Regions from separate parts of the Mus musculus genome. Here region 1 is linked to region 2. Evidence: chromatin loops called from intact Hi-C (ENCODE). Cell type or tissue: heart. All regions are shown on one strand. Links, peaks and the distances in the headings refer to the core of each region. The heading gives the core; the rest is flanking DNA. Region 1 holds the start of Fkbp1b (FK506 binding protein 1b). Region 2 holds the start of Itsn2 (intersectin 2).

Region 1 (10,651 bases), core at 1,293-9,292, 250 kb after region 2:
GCTCAAGTCTTCATGCATAGCTAGAGCTCTTAGCCACTGAGCCATTTCTCTGGTTTACATTCTAATGGAAGGAGACAATGCTCACATAAATATGATCATTACAGATGGTGATAAATCCTTTAAAGAAAATGAACACTGATGAATTTCAGAGAGACACAGAGAGCTGGCAATTTCAGAAAGGGTGAGCCAGGAAGGCATTTTGAAGAAGATGAGGTTTGAGCTGCTGCTTAAGAAGGAACCAACTCAAAAGACCATGAAGCAGGAAAAGATTGGTGCACTTTCAGAATAGGAAGGAAGAGGGTGAGATGGAGGAGAGGAACATGACAGTGATGCACCACGCAGCGTGCAGAGATGGGTCCCATACTAAATGCAATTGGAAACCACTGATGGGTTTAAAAGCATGGAAATGACCTAATCTGAATTAAGATTTTATAAGATCACTCTAGCTCCCGAGTGTGGGATGGATGGTTAGACATCTGTTGCTATAGTCTAGACAAGAAATCAATGGTTGCATGAATTAGCAGAGAAGAGAGTGAAATAGATTAGAGATACGTTTTGGAAGCAGGGCTGACAAGGGCATGCAAGTGGATGAGAGGAAGGAGCCCACTCCCCATCTCACCATTGAATGGTGGGAAAGGATTAGGGTTTGGGTAACCGGAAGGTGGTAGAGCTGTTCTGAGAGATGAGAAAACTGGAAAGGAACAGATTTGTGAGGGTGGCAATCTTGAGCTGCCCATTAGACATGCAAGTTTTTACTGCACAGAGGCAGATGCAGAGCCAACCCTGGATAAACAAACTGGGTGGAATAGAAAGCTATGAGACTGGATTAGGAGCTTGGGAACATAACAACACAGTCAGCGGTTAGTGGACTGTAGGAGCCTACCAAAGGAAGCCAGAGAAAGCCCCACAGAAAACAGTTAAATTGGCTGTTAAAAGATGGGTGGGCGTCTGTCTGGAGAAGTAAAGGGACCTGGGAAATAGAATTAGTTGTAAGACATGCTCGAAACCTGGAATCCAGAGTTGGGATGTAGCTCATGTACAGCAGGTGCCTAGCAAGCACAAGGGTTCCACCAGGAAACACACAAATCCTTAGGGTCCTAGAGTCCAGTCACAGTGAGAGCCCATTGGTTCCATCCTGTAACCCTAGGTCCAGCACACAGTGTACACGTTCCATAAATATCTGCTAAATGAGTGGTTTGTTTAACAACTCACAAGTGGCTTGGTGAAGTTGGTTGTGGATGCATGGATAGTAAGTATCGAAAGAGGAAGTGCCAGTGTGGATCCCTCCCGCCCTAGCAATCACCAAGAGGGCAGCTGCTTGCAGAAGTAGGGGGAAGAGTCTTTTAATGATTTTCTTCCTGAGGGAGGGGCCCTTAAAGCTCTGCATTTTAGGGGACCTGTGAGAAAAATGAGGGGACTGAGAACGGAAGTCAAATGGAAGGCGGGGAGAACGAAGATGGGGAGACAGCTCAGAGGCTGTGTGGGTGACAAGGCCTGGGAAGAAACGTGTATCTGCAAGGAGTGATCTGGGCAGTATCGGGTACTTCCAGGAAGCCCTCGGTTTGTAACCAAGAAGCCCTTTAACTCCCTGCGAAGGAGCATGCCAATAATATCCAACAGCAAGTTTGCTTGTTAAACACTCTGGACCTTGGGGGTGGCTTTTGGTCTGGATTAAATTTTGCTTAAGAAATAGCTACTCCTTGAATATGTTGAATACACCCAGTTTTCTAAATAGTTGAGGAAACTTGGTGAGACAGGGAACCCAGAGATAGATAGACTGGGAGGAGGGGGTGGGGTGGGGCGATGAACCAAATTATGGAACGCGAGTTGTTTTGACCTGGCTGACCCGGCACCATGGACCCCCCAGGAGGATCAAGCAGCAGGTCCGAAGGCTGGGTTTTGACTGAGGAGGGCATGGTAGAGGGCAGATGACCAGGAAGGGTGAGTAGGACCGGGAGGGTGAAATAGGAAGCAGAAGCAGCCAAAGGAGTGGCAGGCTCCCAAATTGGCTCTCTCCACAACTAACCACTGCCCAGCCCTGGGGGCCTCCAGACAAGAGGGGCGGGGAGGTGTGGTGCAATAGGAGGGGTTTCTCTGTACAGCAGGAACCCCCAAAGCGAGATCATCCCTGGAACCGAACAGGAAAAACGGAACAGAAATTCAAACCTGGGAAGTCAGTAGCAGCGGTTAATCGAGAGGTTGCAGCTCAGGAGATAGCAGCCGCAGCCTAGGACAGTGGCTGGACATAACCCCCTTGCCCTAAGGTGGCCGCCTTCACTCCCCAAGGTGAGCGGGCGCAGAATGGGATGGTGCGTTGTCCTCTGAAACCCACAAGAATCGGGGAAGGAGGTCTCCTCCTGTCGCCCGCATCTTTGACCCTCTCCCCGCTTCAGGTCCCCGGAGCCACCTCGGAATCAGATCCCAGCCCGCGGACTCCGCCCCGGGACCCCTCCTCCTCCCGGGCCCAGCCGCCCGGTACCGTCTCCTGGGGAGATGGTCTCGATCTCCACGCCCATCACGGTCCCACAGGCCCCGCCTCCAAGGGGGTCCTCGCGGCTGCCCCGACCCCGGCTCCGCTCTGGCGCGGACCCCGCAGGCACTCCCGCTCGCCTTCTTGCCGCCACTGCAGAGCCGGAGGAGGTGCGGCTGGAGTCAGGACCTGCGCGGGGAGGGGCCGCCGGGAAGGGGGCGGCGGGGTGGAGCTGTGCGACAAGGTGGGGTCGGCCGGGGCGGAGCCCGAGGGAAGCGACCCTGACGTGGCTGCTCCGGATCCTGGCCAGACTAACCACCATTAACCCACTGGCTGAAAGGGGAGGCAGGGTGAGCGAGGCGTGCCGGCACTAGCACATCCACACATCTATCCACTCAGTGTATATTTATTTAGCACCTACAGGGTGCAAAGCCCCAGGGAGTCCACTCAATCCTACAGACTAGGAGAAAGTCGGTAATTAAACTAACTCTTTAAATACGTGTGCTCAGTGCCGTGGGGTTCAGAGTAAAACGGAAGCACCCGAGACTGATACCTACCCGGGTTAGGCTTCCCGAATCTATTGGAGCAGAGCCGGCGAAGGGAAGAAACCAATTATTGACGAATTTTCCTCAACCACCTTAAGACCACATTCATCATTCCTCAAAGTTTTACAGCAGGTATATGTATTGGAGGTCTCACCTTTCAAGGTAAAGGACTGCTCCCTGGGGATTCCAACTGAATTAAAGGAGGATCAGCTCTGTGCTGAAGATACAGCGACAGCCTGAATGGTGAATGCTATAGAAGGAATGAATGAATTCTTTTACCTCTACCCAAACCAAACCAGGATCTAAAAAGATACTTTTGTCCTTCCCCAATCCGAATTCCGCTTCCTTGGTCCTGGGACTTGAATCCAGGGAAGCCAGGGCCTGTTCACTCACGCTAAGCTAACAGAGGTTACGTCCATGGCCCCTAGGAAGATACATTGGGAGGAGAAAACATTTGCTTGAAGGCTGAAGGAGACTTTAAGAAATGCCCCCCACCCCCATCTTTTCTACACCCGTTGCACAGATCTGAATTTGTTTCTGACAAGAGCCAATGGGAGGTGAGTATGGGAGAAGGACCTATTTATTCAAAGGCCCAGAACTGGAACTTGACGCATTTTCCTCAGTTTCTCCATCTCCACTCTTCCAAGTGGCTAGCTCGCAGATACTAGCTTGCCAGGATACAAGGACTAAAGTTGGTGCTCAGAAAAGCTGGTTTACGGTACTGTGCACGTTAGGATCAGAAAAAAACCCGTGTGTGTGCCCTAGAGTCGTCAGGGCTTAAGGCAAACAAACAAACAAAAAAGCTTAAGACACCCCACCCTCCAACCCTGACCCTCACCCCCCTACTGGTTATGGCCTTGGGCAGGTACTTTGAGATCGGGGTAGAACAGATCTGCTACTTGGGCAGGCCTACGAGGCTGGCTTCAGGTAAACGGATGTATTTACATTTTGGGAGTGATATTTTATGGGATTTTTAAATGTGGAGTTCTTGACTCCCCTCTAAACTAAACACTAACTTTTTACACATGTTGACTGTAGAATTCCGATTCCCTCTTGCCAACCAATTTTTTTTTTCTCTGTATAGCCCTGGCTGTCCTGGAACTCACTCTGTAGACCAGGCTGGCCTAGAACTCAGAAATCTGCCTGCCTCTGCCTCCCAAGTGCTGGGATTAAAGGCGTGTGCCACCACGCCCGGCTCTTGCCAACCACTTCTAAGAGAACAGTTGAGACCTGCGTGGGAAAAGAGGTTGAAGCACTTGAGGTGTATTGTGAAGATTTTCGGGCGGTGATTTCGCGGGAACTACAACTCCCAGAAACACTTGCGGCAAAGCCCGCGCTTAATGGCCATCGGAAGGACCCGCCGCTAACGTGACGCACTCAATAGCCAATAGTCTAGAGGCATCTCCGAGGTCCAAAGGCCGAGGCTTCCGTTAGGTGCCCGGGACTTCTGATTCCCGGTCCTGTGACGTGAGCGGCCCCGGGATTTTACGTGTGGGACGGGGAGGCAGAAGACTAAGGTATTTCGTTGTGTGTGTGTGTGTGAAGTGGGTGGCACTTCAGGCCCAGGGATGTAGGCGTGGGGAGAAGTTGAGGGAGAGTTGGAAGAGGACCAGGCTGCAGTAGAAGCAAGCTCACGGTGTGGGTTTTAACAAGTGCCCTTGGGATACACGAGTGATACTTCTGGTAATAGAGCTTAAGGAATATAGCCTTGTTTGTAGTAAGTTAAAGTCGCCTACGAACTTTGAGATGTTTGAACAAACCGAACTAAGAACTTGGTTTAAATTACAAATGATAATAGCCGAGCTTTTGGTTAATTCCAGGAGGCTCTAACGGGATGATCAGTTAAGCTGTTGCCAGTATCTCTGTCTCACGTCTCTCATCCTTCTGGGAAGCTAGATGGGGAGTTTTGGTTTTGGTTTGGTTTTTATCTGGTTTGGTCTTTTTGAGACTGGGTGTCATTTTGCAATCAGTGCTAGCCTAGACCTAGCTGGACTCGAGGCAGTGTGTGTGTGTGTGTGTGTGTGTGTGTGCCTGCGCCCGCGCGCCCGCCTCAGCGTTTGCGCACGCACGTGCACTTGCTTTGGTGCATAGCTGGAAGTCATAGGACAACTTTTGTGAGTTGGTTCTCTCCTGCCACTTTGTGGGGTCCAGGGGTTGGACTCAGGTATAAATAAGGCTTGTGTACAAGCCCCTGATAACTGCTGGGCTATGTTGACTGGCTTTCAGGTTTTGTTTTGTTAAATGATAAGATCCTTACTTGCTTTGGCTTTACTAACCTTACATCAGTGACTCCCAAATCCTTCCCTGTGACTGCCTAAGGTACATCTACTGCTACCTTACAGGCACCTTCATGAAACACGTTTAATACCACTACATAAAACTCATCTAATACTAAATTTTGTCACAGCTTGCAGTATCTCAGTCGGTGGAGTGTTTGCCTAGCATACAGAGGGTTCTGGGTTCCATCCCCTGCACCGCATAAACTGGACCGGTATTATTCTCAATACTCAGGAAGTGCAGGCAGGAGAACAGGAAGCTCTAGGCCTGTCTGGGCTACGTGAGGGTCTGTATGAAAAATAAATACCTTACATACTACACACCTTTCTCATCTTCAAAGCATGCCTGCCTTCTGCATCTCTGACTAATGGTTCAACTCTTTCTCAAGCTAAAATTTTGCATGCTGTCCCTCAAGTATTTTTCAGTCTTCACATTCTGTGAGCGCAGTCTTTCTGTCTTAGAGAAGCGCCTCTGGCATCCAGCACCTCGTCTTCCTCTGGGAAAACAGCTGCACACTTTGTTTCCTCTCTCTTTTTTATTTTATCCTTTTTCTTTTTCCATTTGGTTTGGGGTTTTTGTTTATCTGTCCAACCTCCCCCCCGACCCCACCCCACCCCACACACACACGGGGTTTCTCTGTGTAATCTTGGCTGTCTTGGAACTCACTCTATAGATCAGGTTGGCCTTGAGATCTGTCTGCCTCTGCCTTTCCGGTACAGGGATTAAAAGAATGCACCATCACCGCCTGGCTCCTTTTTTTCCCCTTCTTGCTCTGGCCTGGTTTGCTTTGTCCCAAAGATTGATTGATTGCTGGCCTGGTTTGCTTTGTCCCAAAGATTGATTGATTGATTGATTTAATTAATTAATTTAAGTACAGCTGTCTTCAGACACACCAGAAGAGGGCATCAGATCTCATTACAGATGGTTATGAGGGCATCAGATCCCATTACAGATGGTTGCGAGCCACCATGTGGATGCTGGAATTTGAATTCAGGACCTCGGGAAGAGCAGTCAGCGCTCTTAACTGCTGAGCCATCTCTCCAGCCCTTGCCTTTTTTTTTTTGTTTTTCGAGACAGGGTTTCTCTGTGTAGCCCTGGCTGTCCTGGAACTCACTCTGTAGACCAGGCTGGCCTCGAACTCAGAAATCCGCCTGCCTCTGCCTCCCGTGTGCTGGGATTAAAGGTGTGCGCCACCACACCGGGCTTGGTTTGTTTTTTCTGAGGTGGGGCACACATACTACAGCAGATCTGTGGAAGTCGCAGGACAGCTTTTGTGAGTTTGTTCTTTCCCTTAACTTTGTGGGATTCTGAGACTGACCTCAGGTTTTATGGCAAACACTATTTATTTATTTATTTATTTATTTATTTATTACATGTGAGTACACTGTAACTGTCTTCAGACACTCCAGAAGAGGGAGTCAGATCTCATTACGGGTGGTTGTGAGCCACCATGTGGTTGCTGGGATTTGAACTTGGGACCTTCAGAAAAGCAGTCGGGTGCTCTTACCCACTGAGCCATCTCACCAGTCCTATGGCAAACACTTTTATGGGCTAAGTCAACCCACTGACTCTTTGTGCACCTTATGGTTGTGGTGTTCAGACTCTTCCCCCTCCCCCCATGTGACTCTGGTCGGCCTGTATCTCCCTCCCACCCCCAAGATAGATAGATAGATAGATAGATAGATAGATAGATAGATAGGTAGATAGGTAGTAGATAGGTAGGTAGGTAGATAGGTAGTAGATAGGTAGATAGGTAGGTAGATAGGTAGGTAGGTAGATAGGTAGGTAGGTAGATAGGTAGGTAGATAGATAGGTAGGTAGGTAGGTAGGTAGGTAGGTAGGTAGAGGCTTATGCTGCCCTTTACTCTCAGAGATCCTGCTACCTCTGCCTCCTTTAGGACCAAAACAGATCAAGTTAGAAAGTTGTATCTGTAGCAAATAACACAGGCCCTTAATGTCTTGATGCTTTTTGAAAGAACTTCACTCCTTTTACTTTGGGTGCTAGGGATTGGACCTAGGGTTTTGAGCATCTGAGGCTGGAATCTACCAATGACCCACATCCTCAGATTCAGAAGGACTTTTTTATATGCTGAAGGTATATGTTCGGTAGTTGGGTTTGGGAATAGAAAAGTGATTTAAAAAAAAACAAACAAAAAAACAGCAAAATAACCCAGGTGGTTATTAAAGGGTGCACGCCTTTAATCCCAGCACTTGGGAAGGAAACGGGTCTCTGTGAGGTCGAGGCCAGTCTGCTCCACAGAGTGAGTTCCAGGACAGCCAGGGCTACAGAGAGAAACCCTGCCTCACCTCCCTCCCAGATCAGAACAACAAAATAAAAAGCCAAAATGAGGGTCATCAGGGTGACCCAGCAGGTCAGGATGACTGCTGCCAAGCCTAACATCTAAGTTCACATCCAGGACCCATATGGTGGAAGGCAAGAACCAACTCCCAAAGGTTGTTTGCTGACCTCCATGTGTGTGTGTGTGTATGTGTGTGTGTGTGTGTGTGTGTGTGTGTGTGTGTGTTTGTGTGTGTATGTGTGTTTGTGTGTGTATGTATGTATGTATGTATTTGGGTTGTTGAGACAGGGTTTCTCTGTGTAGCCCTGGCTGTCCTGGAACTCACTCTGTAGACCAGGCTGGCCTCGAACTCAGAAATCAGCCTGCCTCTGCCTCCCAAGTGCTGGGATTAAAGGCGTGTGCCACCACTGCCCACCTTAGCCCTTTGATCCTTCAGAGACATTTCAGGATACATTTTTTTCTAAACATTGCAAAAGAATTTTAGAGATCTATCTGTCTTTGTTAAACACAGACAATAAGCTAGTTGGGTGGAACCCTGCTCAAAATTACACCTCCCACCGTGCCTGAGCCTACCCTTGCTCTGTTCTAGATGGATCCTGAACTCAGGAAACCATCTGCCTTTGTAAGCATGAACAGAACACTCAGCTGGTTGGGGTCCTGTGACCACCACTCCCTAAGTCTCTTTATCTCCATCCTTAGTAATTTTCTAACAAATCGGCTCACGGCTCAGCTGCTTTTGTTCCTTTAGAGTTGTGAAACCCCTCATAATTCATTTTGCATACTTTTTTTTTTTGCATGTTTGAGAATATGTTTTCAAACTCAAGTATTTAGAGCTCTTTCCTGTATCCTTAAGGGCTGTCCTGAAGGTCCCAGTACTTACCATTCTGCTGAGACAGAGCTATACTCCTGGTGTTTCTAATTATCATGGAGTCATAAACAAGGAGGGCATTCCTCAGGAGAAAAGAGGCCTCCACTGCTGTGGACCCAGAGAGTATGTTCATTATTACACAAGCAAGCCTGACACCCACGGCAGCCATTGACATTCCTGGAAGCTCACACTGGAGCCCTGTCCTAGGGGCAGGAACCATGTCAGTCTGTCTCGATTAGGGCCATGCTGGCCTTGGCACCCAGCCTTTACACATTCACTGATCCGTGTTGGGGAAACTGCCTGCTGATAGGCATGGGGTCTAGTTCACAGATGGAGCAGTTGCCTAGCATGTCCAGGTCCTGGATCCAACCCTCAGGGGTGAACAAAAAATGATTAATATTCTTTGACTGTTTAAAAGCTACGATTTTTTTAAGTCTTAAAACTCTTTATGAACTAAGTATATTTTTATATATTAATATTTTACTATAAGAAGATAATTTGGATATATGATTATTAAAAAGAATTCCCTCCAAATACAGAAATTGAAAAGACCACTTTGTCTCTCTCTCTTTTTTTTTTAAAGATTTATTTTATTTATTATATGTAAGTACACTGTAGTTGTCTTCAGACACACCAGAAGAGGGCATCAGATCTCATTATGGGTGGTTATGAGCCACCATGTGGTTGCTGGGATTTGAACTCCCAACCTTCAGAAGAACAGTCGGTGCTCTTACCCACTGAGCCATCTCACTAGCCCCCCCCCTTTTTTTTAAAGATTTATCTATTTATTACATGTAAGCACACCAGACACACCAGAAGAGGGCATCAGATCTCACTCATTACAGATGGTTGTGAGCCACCATGTGGTTGCTGGGATTTGAACTCAGGACCTTTGGAAGAGCAGTCAGTGCTCTTACCCGCTGAGCCATCTCTCCAGCCCCCATTTTGTCTCTTATGCCACCTTAGTTTACTATCCACTGTGAACAGTTTACACGCTGCATGTGCATGTTATCCCTGACCTTTCCCTCAGTGTTTATAAACACACACACACATGAGTAGACACATAATGGTGCATGTTTTTCCTAAGTAGCGCATATTTAGGGTTATCATATGAGTTCCAGTCTTCCTTGAGGTTTCTCACTTACGGAAGTTACCTTTTCACTGTCTGAGCTCTTACCCAGGCTGGCCTCAGAGAGCTTTAGGTGATGGCCTGCCTCAGCTTCTTGAGAACCTGGGCCTAGAGTGGGTACCTGCCTGCCTCCGAATGCTCTGAAACAGTTCCTCATGTCGTGGTGACTCCCAACCATAGAATCATTTTTGTTGCTACTTCATAACTAATTTTGCTACTGTTGTGAGTCATGATATGTGGGTTTTCTAATGGTCTTAGGTTCAACCCCACACCAAAGGTTGAGGTCGACAGGTTCAGAATCATCGGTCTAATTTCTTCTGTAGTGACATAACTCATTTTTATTTATTGCTTTAGATATCGCACATGCTAAGCAATCCGTCTCTTGAGGAACATCGCTTCAAGTTCTGAACTTCCTGTCAGGGTCTCCTGCAGTGCAAGCTGGCCTCGCACTCGCTGTAGAGCTAATGCTGGCCTAGAATTCCTGACCCTCCTGCCTTTTACTTACTCCAAGGAACTGAGAATATGGACCTGAACCTGGATTTACGTTTGCTCTATGAGTGGTTGAACCCGGCACCAGAACATGCCAGGCAGTGCTCCACCACTGAGTTACGTGCTTACACTAGGCTTTTACCCTTGCAAAGATGGTTGCTATGGACATTTATATATGTGATTGGCTTACGTGGTATGGTAAAATAGTCTTATATTTTGCAGATTTGGTTATTCGTTGTTTATTCATTTAGGTCTTTAACCATCTGGAGTTTATTTTGTTGTAATTTTTTTTTTAACATTTTGGAGCTTTTGGTTTTATTATCTAAAATAAAAGTTATTCATTCATGCAACATGGTGGTGTGTGCCTTTAATCCCAACACTCAGGAGGCAGAGGCAAAGGCAAGCAGATCTCTATGAGTTCAAGGCCAGCTTGGTCTACAAAACAAGTTCTAGGACATTCAGAGCCACCTAATAGGAGGACCTTGTCTTAGGCTGGAGAGGTGGCTCACAACCATCTGTAATGGGATCCAATGCCCTCTTCTGGTGTGGCTGAAGACAGCTACAGTGCACTCA
Region 2 (10,651 bases), core at 784-8,783:
CTGACCCAGCCCCTCCTACCCAGGCATGGCTAGAATCACATTGTTGATTCTACTTTGCAATGTAATTTCATAGCTTAGATTTTGTTTTTATAGGTGAAATCAAGAAAGGGCAACTCTACAGGCCTATCTCTTTTTTCTTAAATATCAAAATCATCCTCACATTTGCCTGTGGTTCCCCCTGCTACAGTGTTATGCTGGGACTACTTTGTGCCTACTCACCACAGCTCCTGGTTTTGTTCTATTTCCCTCGATTCCTCTCCTTCCTTCCTGATAGTGTTTTGCAGTGTATCCAAGGCTAGCCCCAAACTTTCGAACTTCTTATCTCAATCACTAAAGAGCTAGTAATAACACAGACATGTGTCACCCTTCTTCTCTTTCCTCCCCTGACTTCTTTTTTTTTTTTTGTCATTGTGAAAAAGTCTTTATTTTAAGAAAAAAATTTAGTTAACAAAAAATTTAACAAGTTTCACTTAGCAAAATACACCCAAAAGGAAATCACAGTACAAAGAAAGCTTTAAGTCAAGGCCTCACCAATTCCTACAGTATTAGTATTGTATCTCAATTCTCAAAACTAACTTTTAAAAAGCTTAAACTTAACCTAAAGATTTTAAATGGAAATATAAACTAGAATGAACATGAGAAATGCTTCTCTTTTGCATCAGGGATCTAGCACCTTTGGGTTCTCCAGAAAAGTACATATCCCCAGTGTGTTCACTGTGGTGTGCTTAAAGATCCACTCAACATACTTAAACTACTTAACTCAGATAACATCACTCTTAAGTATACTACCAAAAATGTTAATTGAGAAAAGCGGAAGAAAATAGTTTTAGTTTACTCAATATTACATGCTAGAAGAAAAGTTTGCATGAGAAACACGGAAGAGGTAATTTTTTAATCCAGATTTCACAAACTCATGGTGCAAAGTGGGTCCCCCAGCTTCCTCTAGAGTTATAAACTGCTCTTGACTGCTTATTGGCTGCCAGTGAAATTTTCTGATTGAAATAACTCAAATGTTCCTACAATACTAACCATATCCACCCATGCTGTTCTGACCGCTGTAGCCGGCCCCGTAACAGCCACTCACTGACTGGCTCTCCAGGCCACTGTAAGTTGCCTGGGCAGCTGACACACCCATGCCCTTCTTTTCTCCCCTCTTCTTCTCCTGCTTTTCTTTCTTCCCTCCCCACTTCTTCCTCGTTGCCTGCATTTCCTTCTGAAACAATCTGTGGTGGTTTAAATATGCTTGGCCCAGGGAGTGGCACTATTGGGAGGTGTGGCCTTGTTGGAGTAGGTGTGGCCTTGTTGAAGGAAGTGTGTCACTTTTGGCAGTTTTGAGACCCTTTTCCTAATTCCTTGGAAGCCAGTCTTCTCCTGTTTGTCTTCAGATGAAGATGAACTCTCAGCATCTCCAGCACCATGCCTGCCTGGAGGCCACCATGCTTTTGCCATGGTGATAATGTACTGAGCCTCTGAACCGGCAAGCCAGATCCAATGAACTGTTGTCCTTTATAGGAGTTGCCTTGGCCGTGGTGGCTCTCTCAGCAATGGAAACCTAAGACACAGTCTTGCTGCATGACTCAGGCTGGCCTTGAACCCACTGTGCAGGCCAAACAAACCTTAAACTTCCCAAGCAGTTGGGATTACAGGCATGTGCCTTGGGTCCAGCAGTTATCATTCTTAAGATTCATTTCAAGGCACTGTCTTATTTTTAAAAAATGCTAACATTAGAAAGAAAAGTTTGTTTGGCCACTCTGGGTCTAGCAATGCCAAAGGATTTACTCCACTGCATGCTTAAAGTAAAACATTGCTGCTATCTGAATGCAGAACAGCAAGGCTTATGGTTTTTGTTGTTGTTGTTGTTTTTTGTTGTTTTTGTTTTTTAGGTAAAGGGGCAAAAGAAAATCTAAACTAGGCATGAGAAAATTCTCAAATATAAGGTGAAGCCTGGTTTTGACCTCTCCTTTTTACAAGGCCATCCAGGTTAGATGATCACAAACAGAAACTCAGGAGTGGGAAATACAGTTCCGTGATGGAACACAGTTAGTATAAGATCCCGGGTTCCATTTGCAGCACCACAAAAAAGAAAAACTAAAATGGTAAAAAAAAAAAAAAAAAAAAAAGTCCTACCTAGTGCAAAGGGCTATATTATTAGTTAGGTTATTATAAGAAGTCATCTGGTATCTAGTCTATCTGTAGACAGAAACAGTGACATAAGCAGACAGCTGGGGATACATGCCAGACTGGAACCATGTCTGACTCTTGAATACACACTGGATTCCCATTCTCTGAGCTACACCTGCCAGACTGGAAGGCCCTGGTGCGTCAGTCATGAATGAGCACACCCTGGTCAGAGCTTTCCGGCCTTTGGTTCCACCCTACAGTGCTGGCACAGAACCAAGTCTGGGCTGACTTCCCTCCCCAGCTTGCCTGGCACTGCCTTTCCAGTACCATCCGGATTTAAGCCAGCATCTCAAGTTATATATATACAACACCAGCAGCCACAACACCAGCAGCCTGAAAGTGGTAATACTCTGCCAATGCTACAGTTGGAGATTCCCCCTCCCACCCCCTCCTCTAAGCCATTCCTGTTTTCACTTGTTTCTACTCTACTCTATACTCTAAAAAGGGTCTGTAGGTCGAGTGGAGAAGCTAACCTAAAGATCAGTTTGTCCTGTTGACTATGGTTAGGAACTAGGAACATGTGAGGTTCTTAGTAACTTTTAATTTTGTAAAAACAAACAATCCAATTAGTGACATGACAAAGACATCTCATGGAAGGCCTAGACCTCTTCGTGGGCCTTGAACTCACTACCCTGACCTACGTTTCATCATGTGTATCACCCTGTTATAATAGGTCAACCTCAACCTGGTTTCCTAGATTGATTTGACTTTAAATCTTCAAGCCTTAATCACTATTGTCAGTAGTTCATTCTAAGTTTTGAAAGGAAAAAGGAACTGAGAAAGGGAAAACTTCACCTTTTATCCATTTCTCGGAAGAGAGAGAATATAGGAGAAATGCCTAGGTTCCATTTTTTTCTTATAAGCCACTAAAATAGATGCCTTAGCTAACAGGGGACATGAGCAAGCTCCTACCAAAGAAAGACAAAAAAACAAACAAGCAAACAAAAACCCCAAAAATGACTTTAAACAGGTCCATTTTCCCAGTACTCATGTCCTCAGATGTCCTGGGCATGGGGGGGTGGGGGTGGCAGAGCAGGGCTTTGGTGCTCTGCAGTGGAGCACAGTTACACTGTTGGCACATATTTAATGAGGATACCAAACAGTTAAATATTCAGTGAGAAGGAGGGGAGTGGCAGCTTAGAGTTTTACATTTTATTTAGCATGTACTTGTTATTATACAGGGCACAGGGCTGTAGAGGTGGGAGTTACAGGAGAACTTGCAGGTTGATTTTCTCCTTCCATCCTCGAGACCCAGAGAGCAAACTCAAGTCATCAGGAGTGGCAGTGGGTGCTTTTATTCACTGAGCCACCTCATTTATTTCAACCCATTCTTTTACATCCATGGATGTAAATCTACATGCAAATATGAAAGCAAGTAACATCTACGTTTTCATATAAAATATAAAAATTTGTAGCAAATAGACCTGCACTATAGCTTTAAACACTAAAGAAAGTTACTTAAAGGGAATTATAAATGGAAACTCTGGTCCTTAGGAAAGAATGAAGAATACCAGAAGTAACAAATATCTGGACAAATCAGTATGGTTTCTGTTGGCCATAGCCTCTTAATTTCCTTATAAATTATTTATTTAAAACTAAGGTTATACATAGCATTGCCATAGGCAGTCTATTAGTGGTAAAGGTCTTATGTAAAAGACAAGCCCCTGGTTCACACAGTTTCCTATATAATATTTACCTTACACTATGGTTGAAATCTGCATATTTTCCTTCTGTCTATTCTAGCCTGTCCTTACCATCATAGTCTTCTTTTGAAGACAGGCTGGGAGGTTTTTGGATGAAGAATGGGGTCTTTAAAAACAGGATCTATAAGGCTGGAAGGAGCATGAAAGGAAAAGAGCTTGTGGTTAGGGGTCCCCATGGTAAAACCTTGGTTTATAGTAATGGCCTAAGAGCCTATCCTAGATTTGGCAGAAAGGGAGAAATATGATATGCATAGTTTACTTCCCTGCTCCCTAAGCTTTTCACGCTACACCAACTACTAATCTTTTAGGGAATTGACAGAACGTCTCTGAATTAGGTAGGGCTTGTTATTCATCTACAGTCCATGCTAGAGGTAAACAAATGACAGTCAGATCTGGGAAATTCTGAGGGAATTCACAGGTAGAGTTTCAAGACCAGCCCATGAATGGAGGAATGAACTGGGAGGGTTGCTACATCACCTACCTGAATCATAAATTCCTAAAGACTGAGGATGACGAGAATTCTGGGTGGAGAGAAATGACTGACTATTTCAGGTGCTGAAGTTTTTGCTGGACACTGAGTGCTCTGGTATTTGGCTAAAGAAGACACAAGGAGAGAAGAAGGGTTTTGCAAGCCTAAAAACAAAAATCAAAAACGACAAAAAGGACTGTTTTTGCATAAGTAGGGAAAGAAAGATCTAAAGGCAGCAAGAACATTTCTTGGGTTGCTTCTGTGTTTGCCAGCCTCCAAAATTCCATTTAGCTTGCTGAACAGAAAGAACTACTGTTAGCAAGGCCTGCCCAGCAATCTGAGAATCCTTCATTTCTTTTCTTCCCTCATTACTTATATCCACTAAGTAAGTCCAGATTTATTCCAGAATCGCATATGTATGTATAAGAGAAGCTAGGCTAGAGGAGGCCCTCATACTCTACATTGTGACAGGATAGATTGATCTCAAGTTCTGAATAGAAACTGGAATTATCAGCACTTGGGAGACAAAGGCAGGCAGATCACTGTGACTCTGAGGCCAGCCTGGTCTACAAAGAGAGTTCTAAGACAGCCAAGGCTATACAGAGAGACCATCCCCCCCCCCCAAAAAAAAACCCTAAAACCAAACAAAAAAAATCCCAAGTTGTTGACTTAGTGTTTGGGATACTGCAGGCAGACATACAGAACTCCAATTTCTGATAGCTCTGCAGTTTCTTCAAGGGAGGCCTTTAAATGCACCTGCGTCCCACCGCCCTCCTCTCAAGGATCCAGCAACCTCAACAGAAAGAAGGCAAGGTGAATGTTACCAAGTCCCGAACACCAAAATGCAAGCCAAGGGCTAATTGAAGAGTTAAGAAAACACCGTGAGAGCAAGAAAACCCTGTTTATCACCATCAATGTTTGCTAAATTCCTCCTAAGAGTTGGTTGTCCAGTTCAGTTGGCCCTGAGCATCTCCGCAATCTCTTTCAAGTCAGACTTTCTATCTGCATCAGCCCCAACAGGGGTCAGTGAAGCCTGGGGTCATCTGATCTACACATATCTCTCACATTTCAATTGAAATCATAGGGATACTAATGTTTGAAAACATCCATTTATTTATGGGATTTTTAAAAAACAATTTTTATATAGCCTAGACTGACCTCAAATTCACAATCCTTCTCAGCAGTCAGACTGATGCGACTCGTTCTCTGTGTGCAGGGGTTACAGGCACGCACCAGTTTACGTTATGAGTTTTGCATCTCAGTACACTTCCTTCCATGGAAACCTTACACTCCCATTTTGCCCATTAGGGACCATCATTTCCTCATCCTCAACCTTAAGAAAGCTTTTTTTTTGTCCAGGGGGTGCTGTTGCCTCTGTCAAACAGCAGATAAAGAATGGTGATTTGAGTGAGGAAACCACAGAATAGAAATAAGTTCTAAGTATGAGTTTCTCCTATTAGATGGGTAAGGATGTTTAGCTTCTGCAAGCAGAAAAGTCCGGGACGGTCTTCCTGTCTGTCATGAGCTTGCTCTTGTGTGTGAACAGAGGGATGCTTTTTCTCAGTCTCTGTCTCTGTCTCTGTCTCTGTGTCTCTGTCTCTCTCTCTTTCTCTCTCTCTCTCTCTCTCTCTGTGTGTGTGTGTGTGTGTGTGATGGTGAATGGACAGCTAACTCTTGGGTGTGGTAAAATCCTTTAAGGAGAGTCCTTGAGAAGGATCTGCAGCAAAGGTGGAGGCAACTCCTTTGCACCTCTAACTTCCCCATTCTCAGGAAAGGCTTGCTCACATGTTAACGAAGAGACCTTCAGTGAATAAGAAGGTTCCAGCTTGAGAGACAGCAAGCTCCATGTGTGGTCCAACGGGGATGTCCTGGACATCTCTTGGCCCTTTCCAAAACCTTAGGGTCCTGTGGCAGGAAATGTCCCACCCAGTCCCCGGCAAGTCACCTCGAAGAGGAGGAGCCAGGTGGGGGGTCTTGGCAGCTCCTGGAAGGGCTGTCAGCCGCGGAGCTTCGGGACCTGGCGGGAGGAGAAGCATTTCGGCCCACGCCTTCCACGGTTCCGGGGGCGAGGAGGAGCGCCACGCAGTGTCACGCTCCCCACGGTGAGGAGTAGGTGTCCCGCGGCTAGGCGGGCGGGCCGTCACTGCCCGCCCGTCGCTCGCCTCCCCGCCCCCCGGCTTCCTGCGGAGGCCGCGGCCGCCATGTTGTTGTGGGGCTGAGGCGGCGCCGGCTGAGAGCCCAGCAGCCGTGACAGGCTGCGCAACAGGTTCGCTGCGGCCGGCCTGACGACTGACCCGGCGGCGGCGGCCGCGGCACGGCAGGGTCTTCCCGGAGCTTGGCCGCGCCCACGCGCCGGTGTCGAGGAGCGCGCGGGGTCGCGCCGGGACGTGCGCGAGGCGCCAGGTGGGTGAAGCCGCCCGTCGGCGCGGCCGAGGGGCGCGGGGCAGGTGCGGCCGCCGCCGCCCCCGGGGTTCCACGGGCCGGGCAGAGGGGGCTGCGCGCCGCGCACCGCCGGGTTCAGTCCTCGGAAGCGCGTGCGGCCCCCGCCCTAGGCCCCGGCCGAGGACGGCCGTGCCGGGCGGAAACCTCCGGCCCCGGGGTTCCTGCCTCCGCCGCGGGGCGGGCGGGCCGCTCCTCTCAGAGGCCGGGAAGCCCGGGCCCCTTGCCGCGGCCTCGCTTGGCAGGTGACGGCCTCCGCCTATCGCTGGTGGCGACCGGGTTCCGGGCTTTCCTTAGGGGCATCTGGGCTGGGTGCGCGTTGCCTTGGGGACCTATTTTATTTTGGCTTAGTTGACTTTTCTTTTCTTTCTTTCTTCCTTTCTTTTCTTTTTCCTCCTTGGTCAGGGTTGCTGCAGAGTGTCAGGTGAGCCGCATCCCGGTGCGTCAAAGTAGCCGGAGTCACGAGAGGACAGTGGGCGGATGCTTGGCGTCCACTGCTCGCGTTATAACAGCTAAAGTTGAGAACTGTTAAGCGCTGACTTCTGCATTATGCATTTCTAGGGTATATATAGGAAGCACAGCGAGGAGTCTCTGTAGCCAAAGTTCACTGCTTATTTAAGGGAGAAGAGGCACCTACAAGTGCATAGTGAGTAGGTAAACCGAGGCTGCAAGTTTCATTCTGCTGAAAGACACTGTTTGCAGGTATTGGTCATGCTCTGTGTTATTCAGTGATTGTCCGTGGCAAATACACTCATTTGAAACTTGCATTCATAACGAACAGGAACATTTTGGATAGACCCAGCTACTTTACAATAGGAATTCAAGTTGACACAGAAATTACTGCCGTACTCCGTGCTTCTTGTCTGTTTCACGGCGTTTCCTACTTCCTCAGGGGACGCAAGGTGTCACTTGGAATTTTGTGTTGTTAGCTTAGTTTAGGTAGTACAGACTGGAGGCCAAACTAGGTGCTTAAGCCTTTGAGAAATTGCTAACTTCCCTTTCACGGTTTGCTGTATTGTCATCCAGTGCTAAAACCTAAAAGCAATCTAGAAACATGGCCTACAACATTTATACAAGTTGATGGGAGGCCTGCAAAATTCAGTTATGTGCTTGCCATTACGTTGGCGGTTATTCTTATGACTGGTGTGCTGCTGCTGTTCCAAGTAATGCTGGTAACCATTTAACGAAGTTAAAAAAATGTTCAACATATCCAAAGGCTCAAATCCCGATATTTCCTGAGTGTGAGGAGATATGTACATTCAGGGGATTGGATTTGTACTTTAAAAATGCATTTTTACAAAAACAGAGTAACACACACCTTTTGCCCAAACTTAGAGAATTTTTCAAGAATTTATTTTGGTCATTTTATCCTATACAAAGTGGACATTTTTTTATATAATCTTAGAAATTTTAGAGGTGTGTGTGTGTGTGTGTGTGTGTGTGTATTAAGGAGTAAAACGACCATTTTACATATTCTCAGCATGCTGTCTGCTACCAGGGGCATGAAATCTCAAGATATTTAGTTTTGATTCATCTTCAATCTAGAGTTTCACAGAGTTCCATCCTTCTGATAAAAAAATATGTATTGTGCATCACCCACTAAACTTCCTTTAGTATCACAGTGTATCTCCCATGGTGGTCATTTATAGAGCACTTACTAATATTATATTTAAATAAGTATATAAAACACTATGCTCAGTGTTTTATATACTTATTTAAAGCACATGAAGGCCTTGTAAGTAATGTCCTCCCATCAGATAGATAAGTAAAATGTTAACTTTTAACTGACTGCTCTAGGTCTCGGAGCTAGTAAGAACAAGTGTCTTGTTTCAGTTTAGAATTCTTTTAACTTCAGCACCTAAGCTCTTTCTGCAATTGCATAGATCTAAAGCTGAACATACATCTAAAATGTATTTATACTTGGCTCTTTTACAGTGGTTGCACATTGACACACCCTCCGGGGTAGAACGTGCATGTAGGTATTCTTGAGAAAGAGGAACTGAATGGGGCTTAAAGGATATGAGGCACAGAGGAAATGGGGGAGGAAACTGAACAGAAATAACAGTGAATAGACCGAGAAATAATGTATTTTCATAACTCTAAGAGTGCAACGTATTTCATTTGCAGTGTTTTGAGAGGTTCAATTAAAGGGCAGTTTCACAGCCATATGAAGACACTAAATAACGTTGTTATATACTGTCAGCCATATCAAGACACTGAATAAAACTCTGTTATTTACTGTACAGCTATTCAACTGTGATTATGGCGGACAATCAGGGAGTTACTACCAGATGGGAGACACTTAATTTGTTGTATTTAACCACCTGGCTTATGTTTTCTGAATCCTTTTCATGGTCAATGCATATTCATTTGAGGAAAGGTCTGGTTTAATAAAAATTGAGTACATGTTTACAACTCTGTTGGATAAAAGTATAGGCTCTCTAGTTAGACCTCCTACCTCAGCTCTAGTTCCAAATAGTTGTATGACCTTAAGCAAGTTTCTTTAATTCTCCAATTTCTGTTTCTTCTTCATCTTTAAAACAGGGATAATGATAGTCCCCATTTCATAGTGTTGTATGTAATATAAAGTGCTTAGTTGCTGTGCCTAGCATAAGTGCCCAGTAAGTGTTACCTGCTATCATCCCAGCCTGCTTCCTTCAGTGAGAAATCTCAAGCTAATTAGTCTGTCGTCCTCTCTGTGGTGCTGTCTCTCTTAGGTTTGTGATTTATTCTAATTACTGTAGAAAATAGCCTTTTCTTTTGGTGTTCAGTTTTTAATCAACATCAAAATGAGCCATATGAGAAGGCTAAAAAATGCATTACAAGAGTCTTCCTCTGTAGTTCCCTTCATTTCTACTACTTTGGATCATCACTTCAGTGCCTTTGGACTCAGATAGTTAAATTCTTTGCAGCTCGAAGTGGACTTAACTTGGAAGAGGCTAGTGTTGAGAGAGAACAAACGTGAGAGATCTAAATAGGCAAGGCTTTGTACTTGTCATTAGGACGGGAACAGCCTTTGCTTTGCCATTTTCTTTCTGTGTTCTCTGTCCTCCTTTCTTAGTCTTCCATCTAATATGTTTTTGTGCATTTGTAAAATGACTGCTTTAATATAAGAACCAGGTAGAACAAGTTAATACATTTTGTAATTTATGTAACATTTGGGGCATTGCTTTTTAGTGTTCATGAAATAATCCTTAGGGATTATAGGTAATTACCTCAAAGATTAGTGACAATTTCCTGTTAGTTACTTTTCTTGTTTCTATGACAAAATATTTGACAAGAAGCAACTTGAGGAACATTTTGACACACGGTTTGAGGGTACAGTCCATCACAGTGAGAGAATGAGACAGGTAGTCACAACGCATCTGCAGTCAGGAAGCAGAGATGGATACCGTCTCCTAGCTGTTGCCTTTGTGTGAAGTCCGTGGAATAGCGGTCCGCATTCAGGGTGAGTCTTCCCACTTCAGTTCATCTAATCTAGACAATCCTGCATAGGCATGTCCAAAGGCTTTCCTCCTAGGTTGTTGTAGATTTTGTCAAGTTAACTGTCAGTATTAATCATATTTGCCAAGAATGGTGTGGACCACTTAGGAATACAAAGCAGTATTATTTCTTTAAACCATTTTTATTAGCATCTGAACATCCAAGTGGTAGAAGGGAAAATTTCTCCCCTTTAGGTTTTCCATTGCTGCGGAGCCTACCTGTATTGAGCTTTCCTCCCCCTCCCCCTTCATCCCAGTGATTCTGGCCTAAGACTCACTAACGCCTTTCACCGTACTGATTCCTACAGTGTTGCACAGGTTCGCAGACTGGGTAGTGTGGGGTGCTGGAGGAGTTAAGAACCTTTGGATTAGATTTG

What was found. A loop is a pair of places that touch in the nucleus more often than their neighbours do. Peaks named below come from ENCODE experiments on the same cell type or tissue, not always from the same donor. Only the 100,000 strongest peaks of a DNase experiment are listed, where the experiment ranks them.
Region 1: it touches region 2 in a loop (2.1-fold over the local background); 3 of 42 quality-filtered maps call a loop at or near these places.

Annotation. Positions count from the first base shown.
Region 1 is chr12:4,838,920-4,849,570 of GRCm38, forward strand. Fkbp1b (FK506 binding protein 1b) reads right to left here and starts at 2,654. Exons shown (of 4, transcript NM_016863.4): 1 at 2,480-2,654. The coding sequence starts at 2,516. Wdcp (WD repeat and coiled coil containing) reads left to right here and starts at 4,384. Exons shown (of 4, transcript NM_001170858.1): 1 at 4,384-4,532. In heart, for the core only: no CTCF peak of the experiment used is centred there; DNase peaks (open chromatin) are centred at 1,302, 1,972, 2,642 and 4,412; H3K4me3 peaks cover 3,596 bases; H3K27ac peaks cover 2,826 bases.
Region 2 is chr12:4,586,477-4,597,127 of GRCm38, forward strand. It overlaps Itsn2 (intersectin 2), which reads left to right and starts at 6,532. Exons shown (of 40, transcript NM_001198968.2): 1 at 6,532-6,756. It overlaps Gm3625 (predicted gene 3625), which reads right to left and starts at 7,255. Exons shown (of 1, transcript NR_169069.1): 1 at 3,319-7,255. In heart, for the core only: a CTCF peak has its summit at 5,730; DNase peaks (open chromatin) are centred at 2,385 and 6,445; H3K4me3 peaks cover 2,139 bases; H3K27ac peaks cover 1,713 bases.